Regions from separate parts of the Homo sapiens genome. Here region 1 is linked to region 2. Evidence: read pairs that join two places in POLR2A ChIA-PET (ENCODE). Cell type or tissue: A673. All regions are shown on one strand.

Region 1 (8,000 bases), 51 kb before region 2:
GTATTGTATCAGCGCTAACTTCTTAGTTGTGATAAATAGGCTATGGTTATGTAAGGTGCTATCATAAAGGGAACCTGGGTGAAGGGCATGTGGGAACTTTCTGTACTATTTTTGCCACTCTTCTATTAAGTCTAAAATTATCTCAACCTTAAATTTTTTTAAAATAAAAGCTCTTATAATAAAATGTACATATCCAATTTTAAGATAACAGCTAACATTTGTGTAGCAGTATGTACCAGGCATTGTTACAAATGCTTTACATATATTGACTTATATAATTTCTGCAATAGTAGCTGCCATTAACATCACCATTTTATAGATGAGAAAACTGAGGCAAACAGAGAGTTTACAGTAGAGCTGGGACTTCAACCTGGAATTTTACTTCTGGAATATGTACTCTTAACTACTGTTATATGGTCTTCAAATTAACTGACTTACCTCTAGGGAATACAGTTACCATAATAATGCTACTTTAAACACCTTGAGAATTATTTTTTTTTTAATCTTTTTGAGACAGAGTCTCGCTCTGTCACCCAGGCTGGAGTGCAATGGTGCAATCTCAGCTCACTGCAACCTCTGCCTCCCGGGTTCAAGCGATTCTCCTGCCTCAGCCTCCCAAGTAGCTAGGACTACAGGTGCATGCCACCACGCCTGGCTAATTTTTGTATTTTTAGTAGAAACAGGGTTTCACCAGGTTGGTCAGGCTGGTCTCGAACTTCTGACCTTGTAATCCCCCTGCTTGGGCCTCTCAGAGTGCAGGGATTACAGGCGTGAGCCACTGCGCCAAGCCAAAATGCATAACATATAATATTGTTTTGCAGCAGGCTTTTTCATTAAACACTATATCATAAATACCTTTCTGTATCTATAAAAATGTTCTGCATTATTTTTAATATGAAAAAATTTAATTCCTTGAATATATAAGACTTCGTATAATCAAGTATCTTTTTGAAAAATTGGCTCGATTATCTCAGAAAAAATACTGCTATGAAGATCATTGTGTACAAATTCTTGTGTCATTTTCCATTCACACATTCATGCATTTATCTGTCTTTTATTTGTTCATATAAATGAATATAAATATATATACTTATATATGTGTATATATATATATACACATACATATATAAGTGTGTGTATATATATACACATACATATATAAGTGTGTATATATATATTTAACCTACTGTGCTTCAGGCTCTGTGTAGGTAATAGGGATATAGCAGAGAAGAAAACAATTATCCCTTGCACTAAGGATCTCATATTTCGTAGGATAAATTCCTGGAAATGGAATTGCTGAATCAAGAGTTATGTGGATATTTACACCTTTTGACTCACTCAGCATATTGTTGCCTAAGAAAGTGGGGAAATTGACAGTTCCGTCAGAAATGTCTTATTGAGGCTGGGCATGGTGACTTAACGCCTGTAATCCCAGCACTTTGGGAGGCCATAGCATGTGGATCACCTGAGGTCAGGAGTTCGAGACCAGCCTGGCCAACACGTTGAAGCCCTGTCTCTACTAAAAATACAAAAGTTAGCTGGGCATGGTGGCACATGTCTGTAGTCCCTGAGTACAGGCAGCTGAGATAGGAGAATTGCTTGAACCTGGGAGGTGGAGGTTGCAGTGAGCCGAGAACACACCACTACACTCCAGCCTGGGTGACAAAGTGACACTTTGTCTCAGACAAAAAAAAAAAGAAAGAAAGAAAAAAATGTTTTATTGAGTTCAGGTAAACTGATTCCTCAATACTTTTTCTCTCTGTTCTTCAGACTGAACAATTTCTATTGATCTGTCTTCAAGTTCACTGGGTCTAATGCCATCTTCAATCTGCTATTAATCTCATCCACTGAAATTTTAATTCAGATATTGTATTTTTCAGTTCTAAAAGATTCATTTTTAAAATAGTTTCTATATCGCAGCTGACATATCATTGTATTAATGCTGAGCATGGTTTTCCTCACATCCTTGAGCATAGTTATAATAGCTGTTTAAAATCCTTGTCTACGAAAGTTCAACATGTGGGTCACTTTAGAATCAATTTTCATTAGTTGCCTCTTCTATTGAATATTGATGACTTTTTTCTGTGTGTTTTTTTTTTTATCTAATTTGGATTATATTCTGGGCATCATGAATGATACACTGTGGAGACTCTGGATTCAGTTATGTTCTTCCAAATGTGTGGAGTCTTGAATCCTCTGGAATCTGCCCATTTGTAGTTTTTGTTCAATGTCTTCAGATAGTTTTGCATGTTTTCTAGAATTTCTAGTTGTCATCTTTGAGACAGTTGTTCCAATAGGAGCCACTTAGCCATGATGAGAAACAAAATTTCATGTAAATGAATTCTTAAAAGCATTTCTCAAGTGTATTTTAAAATACTTTGAGCATCAGAGTATTATTTTGCAGACGGAAAATTATTTGGACATATAAGTTCTTTAAACTTTGTTTAAATTTTATTTCTTTGTAGCTATATCCTATAAGCAAGCATAGTTTTTCTTTCTCATCTTAAAAATATATTGTGTGTGAAAATCCAAAAAGATTTTCTTCTTTGCAAAAGTAGATCAACCTTAAAAATATAAATTTAGGTAAATACCTAATTTAAAGTGAGCTACAGAAGTTTTTAGGTAACTTTAACTGAATGATACATAACTGAAGAAATATATTGCTCACATGTAGATTGTGTGGTTGTACAAGATAGAATGTAAAAAGAAATAAAATCAAATGTAGACCTTTTCTAGACTTGATCTTAACCAAAAGGCCAAAAAATGATGAAGGTAGATGTTTTCTAACAATTTTCTTAGCTGTACCATTGCCGTTTTCTTTTTACTAATTTATTTTAATTAATAAATAAAAATAATATACAGGCATAGCTCAGATATATTGTGTTTCAGTTCCAGACTACTGCAATAAAGCAAGTATTGCAATCAAGTGATTCACACAAATTTTTTTTTTATTTTCTAGTGCTTTTAAAAGCTACGTTTACCCTATACTGTTGTCCATTAGGTGTACAATATAAGTATGTTTAAAAATATATATATATTAATTTAAAAATATTTTATTGCTAAAAATCATTAACAATCATATGAACCTTGAGAGACTTGTAAACTTTTTTGTTCTTGCCTAAACTAAGGCTCTTGCCTCAGTGTTTATGGCTGCTGACTGATCAGAGTGGCAGCTGCCAAAGCTTGGGTTGCTGTTGCAATTTCTTAAAGTAAGACAACAAGGAAGTTTGCCACTTCAATTAACTCTTCTTCTCATAACAGACTTTTCTGTAGCATTCAGTGATGTTTGATAGCATTTTACTCACCGTAGAACTTCTTTCCAAATTGAAGTCAATGCTTTCAAAATGTACCACAGCTAAGTTTATGCAAAATTCTAAATCTTTTATTGTCATTTCAACTATATGCACAGCATCTATACCGGGAGTGGATTGCATCTCAAAAAAAACCACTTTCTTTGCTCATTCATAATAAGCAACTTCTCATCACTTGAAGTTTTATCATGAGATTGCAGCAATTTAGTCACATCTTCAGGCTCCCTCCTTTTTTTTTTTTTTTTTTTTTTTTTGAGACAGAGCTTTTGCTCTTGTCACCCAGGCTGGAGTGCAGTGGTGCGATCTCAGCTCACTGCAACTGCCGCCTCCTGGGTTCAGGCGATTCTCCTGCCTCAGCCCCCAGAGTAGCTGGGACAATAGGCGCACAACACCACCCCTGGCTAATTTTTGTATTTTTGCTAGAGACGAGGGTTCACCATGTTGGCCAAGATGTTCTCAATCTCCTGACCTTGTGATCCACCTGCCTCGGCCTCCCAAATTGCTGGGATTACAGGCCTGAGCCACTGCGCCCAGCCAGGCTCCACTTCTGCTCCACTCCTTTTTTTTTTTTTTTTTTTTTTTGAGACAGAGTCTCGCTCTGTTGCCCAGGCTGGAGTGCAGTGGCGCAATCTCGGCTCACTGCAAGCTCTACCTCCCGGGTTCACGCCATTCTCCTGCCTCAGCCTCCCGAGTAGCTGGGACTACAGGCACCCGCCACCACGCCTGGCTAATTTTTTGTGTGTTTTTAGTAGAGACGGGGTTTCACTATTGTAGCCAGGATGGTCTCGATCTCCTGACCTCGTGATCCACCCACCTCGGCCTCCCAAAGTGCCAGGCTCCACTTCTAATTCTAGTTCTTGTTCTATTTCCATCACATCTGCAGTTGCTTCTTCCACTGGAGTCTTGACCTCTCAGAGTTATCCATGAGGATTGGAATCAACTTTTTCTGCACTTCTGTTAATATTGATGTTTTGACCTCCTCCCATGAATCACAGATGTTTTAATGGCATATAGAATGGTAAATCCTTTCTAGAAGGTTTTTAATTTACTTTGCCCAGATTCGTCAGAAGAATCACTCTCTATGACATCTATAACCTTTTTAAATGTATTTCTTAAATAATAAGACTTGAAAGCAAAAATTACTCCTGATCCATGGGCTGCAGAATGAGTATTGTGTTAGCAGGCATAAAAACAATAATCTCCTTGGGCATCTCCATCAGAGTTCCTAGGTGACAGATGCTTTGACAATAAGCAGTAATATTTTGAAATATCTTTTTTTCTGAGAAGTAGGTCTCAACAATGGCTTTTAAATATTCAATAAGCCATGCTATAAACAGATATTCTATCATCCAGGCTTTGCTGTTCCATTTTTTGAGCACAGGCAGAGTAGATTTTTCATGATTCTTAAGGGCCCTAGAATTTTTGGAGTGGGAATTGGCTTCATCTTAAATCACCAGCTGCATTAGATCTTACTGAGAGTCAGCCTGTTCTTTGAAGCTTTGAAACTGGTCATTGACTTCTATTTAGATATGAAATCCTAGATGGCATCTTCTTCTAATATAGGACTCTTTCATATACACTGAAAATCTGTTGTTTAGCATAGCCACCCTCATTCACAATGTTAGCTAGATCTTCTGGATAACTTGCTACAGCATCTGCACCAGCATTTCCTGCTTCACATTGCACTTTTATGTTATGGAGGTGACTTCTTTCTTTCAACCTCATGAATCAGTCTTTGCCAGCTTCCAACTTTTCTTTTGCAGCTTCGTCTTCTCTCTCAGCCTTCATAGAATTGAAGAGAGTTAAGGGCTTACTGTAGATTAGGCTTTGGCTTAAGGGAATATTGTTGAAACCTTCTCCATATCATCAATAAAGCTGTTTCACTTACTGATAATTTGTGTGCTTACTATAGTAGCACTTTCAATTTCCTTCAAGAACATTTTATTTGTATTCACAACTGGGCTGTTTAGTGCAAGAGATCTAACTTTCACCCTATCTTGACTTTTAACATGTCTTTCTCACTATGTTTAATCATTTCTAGGTTTTGATTAAAGTGAGACATGTGTGACTCTTCATTCCACTTGAACGCTTAGCAGCCATTGAGGAGTTATTAATTGGCCTGATTTTAATATTGCTGTTTCACTTACTGATATTTGTGTGCTTACTATAGTAGCACTTCCAATTTCCTTCAAGAACATTTTCTTTGTATTCACAACTGGGCTGTTTAGTGCAAGAGATCTAGCTTTCACCCTATCTTGACTTTTAACATGTCTTTCTCACTATGTTTAATCATTTCTAGGTTTTGATTAAAGTGAGACATGTGTGACTCTTCATTCCACTTGAACGCTTAGCAGCCATTGAGGAGTTATTAATTGGCCTGATTTTAATATTGCTGTGTCTAAGGGAATAGGAAAGTCTCAAAAGGAGGCGAGAGATAAGGGAATGGCCAGTCGGTGGAACAGTCAGAACATACATAACATTTATTGGTATAGTTTGCATTCTTATATGGGTGTGGTTTGTGGCACCTCAAAACAATTACAATAGTAAAATCACAGATCATCATAACAAATAATAATAATGAAAAAGCTTGAAGTATTGCACTGATTACCAATATGTGACACAGAGAGGTGAGCACACATGAAGTGAGCATATGTTGTTGAAAAACCGGTGCTGATATACTTGATTGATGCAATGTTGCCACAAATCTTCAGTTTATATAAAAAAATAAAACTGCAATATCTACAAAGTGCAATAGTGTGCAATAAAGTATGCCTGTATATTTATGGTGCACAATGTGTTTGAAACATATATACATTATGTCATTACCAGTTTCTGATTTAAATCCCTGTACTATATATATTGATTTGTAATTGCCCATGTTGACATGGCAGTATCATGGGCCATGATACTTTCAAAATAATTGTTTTATTAGTTTTGATTAAAGGGAAACTTTCTTTTTTTTTTTTTTTTTTTTTAGAATTCCATGACCTTTAAAGGTAAAAATTAATTCTCTCAGCTTAGTAATAGGAATAGAGACACAATCACACTGATATTTCACATGAGAAATTGTCGTTCTAGCATTTTTACTCTTTCCTTGAATAGTACTGTTCAACCATAATAAATTATCCTCCCCTTTGAATACGTATTTACCTTTGCATTTAGGGTAGGGTAAACTAAAGATTTCTTACTGACTTTTTTTTTTTAATCGAAAGAATCATTAGCAACTAAATCATCTTAGGATGTTGTTTGGCCTTTATCGTGCTGACCCAAAATTTTTGTTTGCAATGTCTTACTAACTTACATTGTCTTTGAAAGGAGTTCTCTGCTCAGTAATTGACAAGAATTCTCTGGGGGAGATAAAACCATAAACTGATGTTTAAAAAAATAAAAAGTAAGCCAGAAATGTTAGAGATAAGGGATCAACTGCAATTTCTGATTTGGTTTCCTAGCACCTAATTTCTATTTCTAGGCATGCGCAAACATCCCGTCCTAGTCTTACAGTGTTATCCTTATGTGCTATTTGTAATGAGGCACAGTAAGAATTTAGGTGGTCTTTGATTTATGATGTGTGCTATATATGTTCGTAATGATCTTTAAGTAAGTAGCATAAATATAACACTTTCTGTAGTGTCTGGTAATACAGTGTTGACAATTAGTGATGGGAGATACTGATTTAGATTACTTAAAAAGAACCTACATACTTTGAGATTAGTTGAAATTTTTACATCCACACATACTGATAGTATATGGAGGAAACTAAAAGTTTCCTACATGTGCATGTACATAGGACTCTAGACTTTATTTATTTTCTTATTTTTATCTCATGAATTAAAATCAGATGAACACATCTGTAATCTACCAATTTCTTAGTCCATTTATACTGCTATAAAAAAAACGCAGACTGGATAATTGATAAACAATTGAAATTTATTTCTCACGTTTCTGAAGGCTGGAAAGTCCAAGGTTAAGGTGCCGACAGGTTCATGTCTGTTGAAGGCTGCTCCCTGTTTCCAAGATAGCCCCTTGTTGAGATAGCCTCTGAAGAGGCCAAATGCTGCGTCCTCACATGGCCACAGAGAGGTAAAGAAGGGACTTACCCTCTCAAGCCCTTTTATAGGTTGCTGATCTCATACATACAAGCCCACTCTTATGACTTAATCACCTGCTAAAGTCCCCACCTTTGAATAGTATAAAGTTGGTGATTATTTTTCAACATAATGAATTTTAGAGGACACATTCAAACCACAGAAACCAAAATGGTAAGATTCAGTTGAAATTTCACTATCTCCATAGATCTGAGGGTCTTTAATCTAGCAAATATTGATATTTCATTTAGAAATTTTGTTGTATACTTTTTTACCCTTAATTTTATTATTTAACGCATTTTTATAATCAAATCTGCACAGTTTAGAACATATTCATATACAGTGTGCTGTTATTTTTTTCAAACATATGATATCTGCCTAGTTCATTTGAAGCACCTTATATAATTGAAACTCAAAGTAGCTGTGCTAGTATACAGTAGGTGGTTGAAAAGTGAAAAGAATCTCTTTTAAGTTATTTATTTTCACTACTATATTAAAGTGTAAAGGCAAGGGAAACACTTTAATACATATTGTAAAACTAAACTACTTAACAGAGTAAGTGCCATATAGTTAGGCCAGAAATAGATCCACTTACAGATAAAAA
Region 2 (8,000 bases):
CCATGTCTGGCTAATTTTTTGTATTTTTAGTAGAGATGGGGTTTCACCATGTTGACTAGGCTGGTGTTGAACTGCTGACCTCAAGTGATTCACCTGCCTAGGCCTTCCAAAGTGCTGGATTACAGGCATGAGCCACCATGCCTGGCCTGACATAGTTAATTTTTGAGAGGATGAAAATTTAAAAAGGAAAGGTCGATTATTATAAATCCTATTCTTGTAGAATGCTGTATTTAAGAACCTCTAAATTTTTTAGTGAAATAGGTTCTATGTATCCAATCCAAAGGTCTTATATCAACTGGAAAAATTAGATATATTCCATTTAATATGTGTTCAATATACAAAACTTACATGAAGTTCTTACTTTTCCCTGATTTGAAAGGAGCAAAGCGCTCCTTGCCTAATTCAATTGCTCAGGATGGCTTCAGATGGAAGAAAAACTTGTAACCATTGCAGGATGATCAGCTATCTTCTTGTCATCAGGGGCTTACAATCTGAGCACGATATGGTTGGTGTCATTTATTTTGCATTCTTGCATCTTTTTTCTTTCTTGAAAATAACCAGCTAAGTTGTATGTTCACCTTAAAGAAATTCAAAGGATATTGCAGGTTGTCAGATTTGCCCACACAATATCTGAAGTCAGACCACACACAGAGAGTTTTAATTGGAGTTACCTTTTGCTGAGTGGATAGGTGTTATGTGACTTTAGATTCTGTAGTTACAATGGAATATTTTATAAATGATCACTGTCATTTCCAAAAAAAAAAAAAAAGGAGGAAAGAAACCAACTTAAAATTTCCCAAATATTTTCTGAGAGAAACAAATCTCCTTATTAAAGTGTATGTCTACCCAATAAGCTTTTTTTTTTCTTTTTTTCTTTTTTTCTTTTTTTTTTTCTTTTTGAGACAGAGTTTTGCTCTTGTTGCCCAGGCTGGAGTGCAATGGCACGATCTTGGCTCACCGCAACTTCTGCCTCTCGGGTTCAAATGATTCTTCTGCCTCAGCCTCCCGAGTAGCTGGGATTATGGGCATGTGCCACCACGCCCAGCTAATTTTGTGTTTTTAGTAGAGATAGGGTTTCTCCATGTTGGTCAGGCTGGTCTCGAACTCCCAACCTCAGGTGGATCCGCCTGCCTCAGCCTCCCAAGTTCTGGGATTATAGGCATAAGCCACCACGCCTGGCCAAGCTTCTTCAAATAAATTCCTTCCTACAACTTTTTTCTGATGACACCTGATGGCAAAAAAACAAAAACAAAACAAAAAACTAGTAGGTGCTAGTCACGGTGAGAAGAGAATATTTATCTCAGCATCTCCACTTGATGCTTTTATAAATGATGAATGTTTTAGCTTGGAAATTCCGTACCTACTGGGAGATTTATACTTTAATATCATTTATCAAAAATGTAAATCGCATATTATTCCAGGTTGGGGATGATTATTCTAATTATTGTTATTTATTATTTTTTAGCACCATCAGTGCTGCACCAGGTAACTCTGGCAAAAAATGTTCAAGTTAGAGGAGGAACTGTTATTTTCATATTTCCTAAGCAACATCAATTTGTATGGCTAACATTTTAGCAATAAAAAGCAAAATGTAAAACTGCAGCCCGCTGTGAAGGGAAGTCTACACATTGAATGAACACTGCAGGGACATACTCATAAATATTCATTAAACAGGGTTTCATTGAAAATGAAATTTAAGTACTTAAGGTAATGTAATACAAGTAGGTGAAAAGCTATTTCACCCTAGCTAAGAAACCAGGATAGACTGAGATAATCTAAGAAAGAAGGATAGAGTTTAGAGGATGTCTTTTGTACCCCAAAATACGAATTAAGAAAATGAAGTGTTAATTCAATTGTCATATTCATCCTGGTGCTTCGGAAGTCCAGTCTTCATAATAAAAGAGAACACAGTGTCTTTTAAACACCCTATAATTATGTGAATTAGGGAGGAGATTTGAAGGTCTAGAGAGTTCTCTTGGAGTAGGTAATGAAATACAGTCTCCAGGAGATAGAATTGTTCAAGAAGTCAGGGTGGCCTGTTTAAAATCTGTGTGGCCTCCAGTAAGTCACTAAGCTCTCTGATGTTGTTTCTTACCTATAAAGAGAAAATAGTACTACCTCCTCACTCACAGTCTTTTTAAGAAAAGAGAGTGTGTGTATATTTAGAAGTATTTTGTAAACTATAAAGCACCATGAAACTATCCATTATTGTAATTTGCTAGTATTCATTTCAGTACATTTATGGAGCCTAATCTCAATCTCTATGATTGCTTAGTTATATTGACATTTTTACATTCATTGCTTCTATTAGAAACTCAGTCAATAAATTTTGAATGAAAACCTATGATTTTCCAAGCATCACTCTAGGGGCTCTGGAGGAACCAATAAACAAAACAAAATGAGAGGCTCCACCTTCATGGAGCCTATGTCCTATTCAGGGGAAGTCAATAAGAAGCTAACATCATAAATATATAAAAATTAAAATGTTAGTGGGTGAGAAGTGCTTTGAAGAAAAAACAAAGCATAGAGGTGGCATAGTAGCATAAGGAACATGGAGGGTTACAGGGTGGAGGGGGCTTGGGTCCCTATTTTCAAATAGATTGGTCATGGAAGGCTTCAATGAGGAAAGATCATTTAAAGACAGGTTTTGAAGTAAGCTAGAAAGTTAAGTCTTGTGGCTATCTAGGAAAGAGCATTCCAGGCAGAAGAAATCGTAATTGCAAAGGCCCTGTGGCAGAAGTGTGTCCTGGATATTGAAGGAACAGCAATAACTGAGGGATTGAAAAGTGAATGAGAGAAAGAGTGAGTAGAAATAGAGTCAGAGAGTAGGAAGCCAAATTCTGTTAGATCATTGAAGAATTTTACCTTGCCTGGGTAGAAGGAAGGAAATCACTAGAGAGTTTTGAGAGGAAATGTGAAAAGATTTGACCTATATTTAACTGCATCATTCTGGCTTCTGTGTGGAGTTAGGTGACCAGTTAAGAGACTATTGTAATAATCCAAGTGAGAGAAAATGGTGAATTGGGAAGGGGTAGTAGCATTAAGAGTAGTAAGAAGCACTGAGAGTATAAATTATCTTGGAAGGTACAGCCAAAATAATCTTTTCACAGTTTGGATGAGAGATGCGTCAGAAAAAAGCAGAATTAAGATGACTTTAAGGTGTTTTTCTGTTTTGTTTTGTTTTAATTTTTTTTCTGTTTTGTTTTGTTTTGTTTTGTTTTGTTTTCCAGAGCAAATGGAAGGATTGGGTTTCCATTACTGAAAGATAAGAGTTATTTTATTTGTTCTGTTTTCTTCTTTCAATGCATTTGTGTCTAGGTGAGCATGTGGGTACACAGGATCAATCTTAAATGAGCTATTTGGTTATTTTTTTCAGTTATTTGTAATCAGTTGTCCTGTTTCCACTGTGATCAAGTTAAAAATGGTACTGTTTCAAATTGTCTTGTGTCATTGTGGCAATAGTTTAGTTTTCAGTTTTTTCCTTAAGTTGCTTCATAAGAAATAAATTAATCTATAACTCCTCTTTCATATCGTGTTATCACTAAGCTTGAGTTATATAGGGAAATGTTCTGATATGATTAATTCAAGGATGCTGAAGAGCAATGAGTTGTGTGTAAGCAGAAAACAAACCAGTACTTAACTAGGACATCTGTCTATGAGAGAGAAAGGAGGTGCACATTATTTAAAAAAAAAAAAAAAGTGTGGTAGGATTTGTCTGCAAATTAAATCTGGAGAATAGAAAGAAAGAAATTAGCTTTAATACTATTGCTCAGGAGAATTGTTCAGATAGTAACAGCACCTACAGTGACTGAGAAGTTAGGGTGTGTAACCAGATTCTTTGTGGAATGACTAAAATGTTCTTTCTTTGCTAATCTTGATGAGAGTGATGGTTTCATCAAATTTCTTAGAGGCTAAAGAGAATTAAAGTGTTCAGCCCTCTTGAAGGCTGTTTGGCTGGGTGACTTGCTGAGTGCCAGGGAATAGCTGATTTGCATATATGAAGAGTCAGTTAGATGTGACTCATCCCAGACACTGGCTGCCCCAGGAGGTGCTGTATTATAGCTTAGCTCATGTGTAAGTGTAAGAATATCTGCCACAGTTCTTTTGGCATAAGCCATCTGAAATTAAGAAATATTAATTTATGTATAAAGGTAATGGGGTGGTGGGTAAGGATGGGATTTATTGGAAGATACTCAAAGAATCACAAGAAGTCCTAAACAAGCAAACTCTGAGACAGGCAACAGAAAAGCTCAGAAAACCTTAAGAGAAAGTAGGAGAGGCCTCAGTGAAGTGTGAAAAATGTTATTTTGAGAGTCATTAAGTAATTGAATGGGAAAAATAGGTGTCAATATGAAAGAGATAAGAAGGCAAACAAACTATTCAGAAGGGCACCTCCGGTGAAACACTAGAAGCTCAGAGAATGGCAGGAGAGAGGAGGTAGAAAAGTAATGATTACAAAGCCTCATTGTGGAGAGAAGGGCTGATTCCCACCACTAGATCTTCAAAAGATAAATATGAGCCTCCACTAGTGGGAGACTTTACAATAAGAACCATTTCAGTCAAGGCCAGAACTTCAAAGGATCTGTGGATTAAGGGAGTTTGATGACTACAGATGGGGATTCTAGAGAGAGTGTAATAAAAGTGTAAGAAAAATGGCCAGAGGGGTATCTATCTTGGTTGACAATTAAAGATAGCAGGTATCTGAGACACAGTTTATTTAGCTTGCCGCAAATGGCAAGTTATTCAGATCCCTGGTACTTGGGAAGACCCCAAGGATTTTGAGAGGAGTCAGATTTGACATAGTTCTTCCTTCTGGTCTTTTCTATTTCCTCTTTCAGAAACATATGATGAAATGATAATGACTATCAGATAAATCAACTGAGCTTTCTTCTGATATTTTATTTACTTTCCCCTAATTTAGACACAAATCCCATTAGGCAGTGACTAGGTTATTTCTTTGTTCTGAATAACATCAAGCAAATTCTCAATGTACTTCATAAATGTTAATCTCACATGTATCTCTCAACCTCAAAGGTTCAGTTTGGTTTGGGTAATTTTTTTCTTAAGATATCTGTCAGATCACAGTCCTTTGTATTAATATATATTATAAGTGAATAAGGATGTTCTATTAAATAATAATAAAGAAATATTCCTCTCATTGAAGGAGAAATGTTTCAACACCTAAATGATACACAGTGCTATTAGTATTAGGAGAGGTGCAAAAGACACTGTATTGCTTTGCAAAACTGTATAATATCATTAGAGAAAAACCATATGTGCAATAAAATAACTACATGTAAATGAACTTTAAATAACATCTAACAATTTTCCAGAATCATTAAAAAAGTTGGGGTGTTTTGCATTCTGTGGCAGGTAAAAAAACACGAATATCTAAGTTACAATAATAATAATAATGTACTATTATAGTATATAATACTATATAGTATTAATATTAGTAGTAGTTTTAATATTATACTAATATTATTTAATAATAAACCATTATTATGTTATAATAATAAAATAATTGATATCTAACTTGTTTATTTCATTTTGTTTTATGAAGCGGTTGCAAGAAAAAGTGAATAATGACGTCAATAGTAAACATTTGCATTTGAATTATCAGCAAATATTTTTATTGACTGCATGCAAACCACAGGTTACATTAATATTAGGATAAAACTCAAATGGTGACTTTTTATATGGAGGATAAGAATTACTTTGAGTAAATATACACTTATCATTGGGCTTCTTAGCTTTCTGGCCTTTTCTCAAGACAGAGGTCACATTTCACACTTTATCTTCCCCTGATCTTTTACACCCTGAAAAACCGTATTCTGTAAATAAGAAGCAGTTTGTTATTTTCTTTTATGAGTATTCTCAAAGTATTTTCTCAGAAAACCTCTTGATGAATCCATCTTTATCACAAAATTAGCCTTTAGGTAAGAATTAAATCACAAGGCAAGTTGAGGCCATACCTTTGTCACTCACATGTCACTATTTAAATATCTGATGCAGCTGATTTAAAAACCCGATAATATCTCTTTAAAGACATAATATATTATGTATGCCTGTGGCAAATTTCTTAATAAAAGAGTCTCTATCCTAGTATTTTGTTTCAAAAATTTATTGCAACCTTGTGAGGTAGGTATTATTATTTCCATTATACAGATGAGGAAAGTAAGTCTTAATGGTTACAATGTCTGTCCCAGACCACTCCATTATTTACAAGCAAAGCTGCTTTTTCAGACCAATCATTGCTCTTAAATTCTGTGCTATGTTCCCATCTTCTGGGAGTTCTGGAATCTTTCTCTTCCTTATTATTCCCACTGCCTTAGTTCAGGCCCTCATCATTTTGCATCAAATCCAACCTGGTTTTTTAGCAAGCAAAGCCTATCACAATTTTGCCCACGTCAGTTAATTTACAGTTAAACTATCTGGGGGTTATAAAGGTTAAGGGACCTGCCTAAGGTTATACAGCTAAAAATATCAGAGATGAAGTTTAGCGGCAGCTTAGTGAATGAAAGGTACAATTCTTGGTTAAAATCTTGTAATGAGAATTAATAAAGTCTAATCTAAAACTTTCCTTTTATGTAGTCCAGCATGAAAATATGGACTTTTTTTTACTGCCCTGCATGTCAGTAGATACTGGTTTTATTGGAGCCCAGGAGAAACAAAAAATCCAGTAATGACACTCTTCCACAAAGTTAGCCAACTTCTAGAATCTTGAAGTTCAAAGTGACAGGTTCCATTTGTCATGAGAATATACAGTCTACACACACACACACACACACACACACACACTCTCTCTCTCTCTCTCTCTCTCTCTCTCTGTCTCTCTCTGCCTTACTGTTAAATTGATTCAGACCAATAAAAATCCACTAAAACCAGAAATTAGATTTTGGATAGACTAGTGTGTTTTGGTTTTATTTTGTGTGTATGTATTTTTGAATCTTTTAAACCAATTGTTAGTGAAAGAAACAATGTTTAGCAACCAAGGATTAAAAATTACTAGAATTTGTAAACTAAGAGAAAATATTGAATTATATCATGAGGGAAGTTGATAGCTAATACAGATTTTGAGACACCAAAGACCTACTGCTCCCCATGGACAGTGTGAAGCCTACAGCAAAAGCTGTTCTGAGCAAGTTAAAAGTTCTTAAGCACATTTTCAAGGATAATACCTCATGGAGAATATTGAATTAGTTCCCAAAATTTTCATAGGCATGGATTCTGTTGTGCAAAGTTGTCATTCTTTTATAAAGACCTTTGGATTTGCACATTAAGTCTTTTTTTTTTTCATAGATCTTATGTAATGGTTCTCACAAAATTGACATAAAATAAGTGGTTGGTTTCTGTATTGTGTTTATATGTTTCAAACATTTATTCTAGTTTTGTAGTTTATAAATTCAGTCTCTACATCTGCTTTCTCCTTAAGGGCACCATTTTTCATCTTAAGCATGGCCATGTAGATGCCTACCTCCTACACTTCTTCATAAGTACCATGCATTTTATGTTTATTACAGTGTGTTTAATTTGCATTATTCCAGATCCTTACACCACGGGTTTAGAAATTTCAGGTCAATAAACACTACAAGAAGTATTTCTCTCATGTATTCTAGCATTATAAGGGTAATTTACATCTAAGCAGTGTGACACCATTGTGAATTTGCTTGGATGGCTAGGATTACAATGGCAGATGGCAACCCTTGGACGTTATTACTGCAGTTTACTGCAGTATTTTCACAAGTTTTTACATTAAAATTCTCAACTGAAAGGGTGCCACAAGATTGAAGATAGGACCTTTAGAATGAACTAACTTGCATAAGCATTCATTAATTACTGTATTGATTCTATCATTTTTTAGGTCCTCAAGGTATATGTCTTATTTAGTTGTAACACACTGTTACAACATTATAGCCGGAAACGGCAGACTTCCTTGCATCAGTTTTTCACCTGAAAATTGGTGCTTTTGCTTCAGCATTCATCATTATGTGTTAGGC

The links. Peaks named below come from ENCODE experiments on the same cell type or tissue, not always from the same donor. Only the 100,000 strongest peaks of a DNase experiment are listed, where the experiment ranks them.
Region 1: POLR2A ChIA-PET joins it to region 2 with 20 read pairs; 2 of 35 experiments call an interaction of 5 or more read pairs at or near these places.

The regions. Positions count from the first base shown.
Region 1 is chr3:173,877,550-173,885,549 of GRCh38, forward strand. All of the region lies in intron 4 of NLGN1 (neuroligin 1), which reads left to right. Among named protein-coding and RNA genes, the nearest start is that of NLGN1-AS1, 39 kb to the right of the region's middle. In A673, no CTCF peak of the experiment used is centred here; no DNase peak of the experiment used is centred here.
Region 2 is chr3:173,928,823-173,936,822 of GRCh38, forward strand. All of the region lies in intron 4 of NLGN1 (neuroligin 1), which reads left to right. Among named protein-coding and RNA genes, the nearest start is that of NLGN1-AS1, 12 kb to the left of the region's middle. In A673, no CTCF peak of the experiment used is centred here; DNase peaks (open chromatin) are centred at 1,649 and 4,009.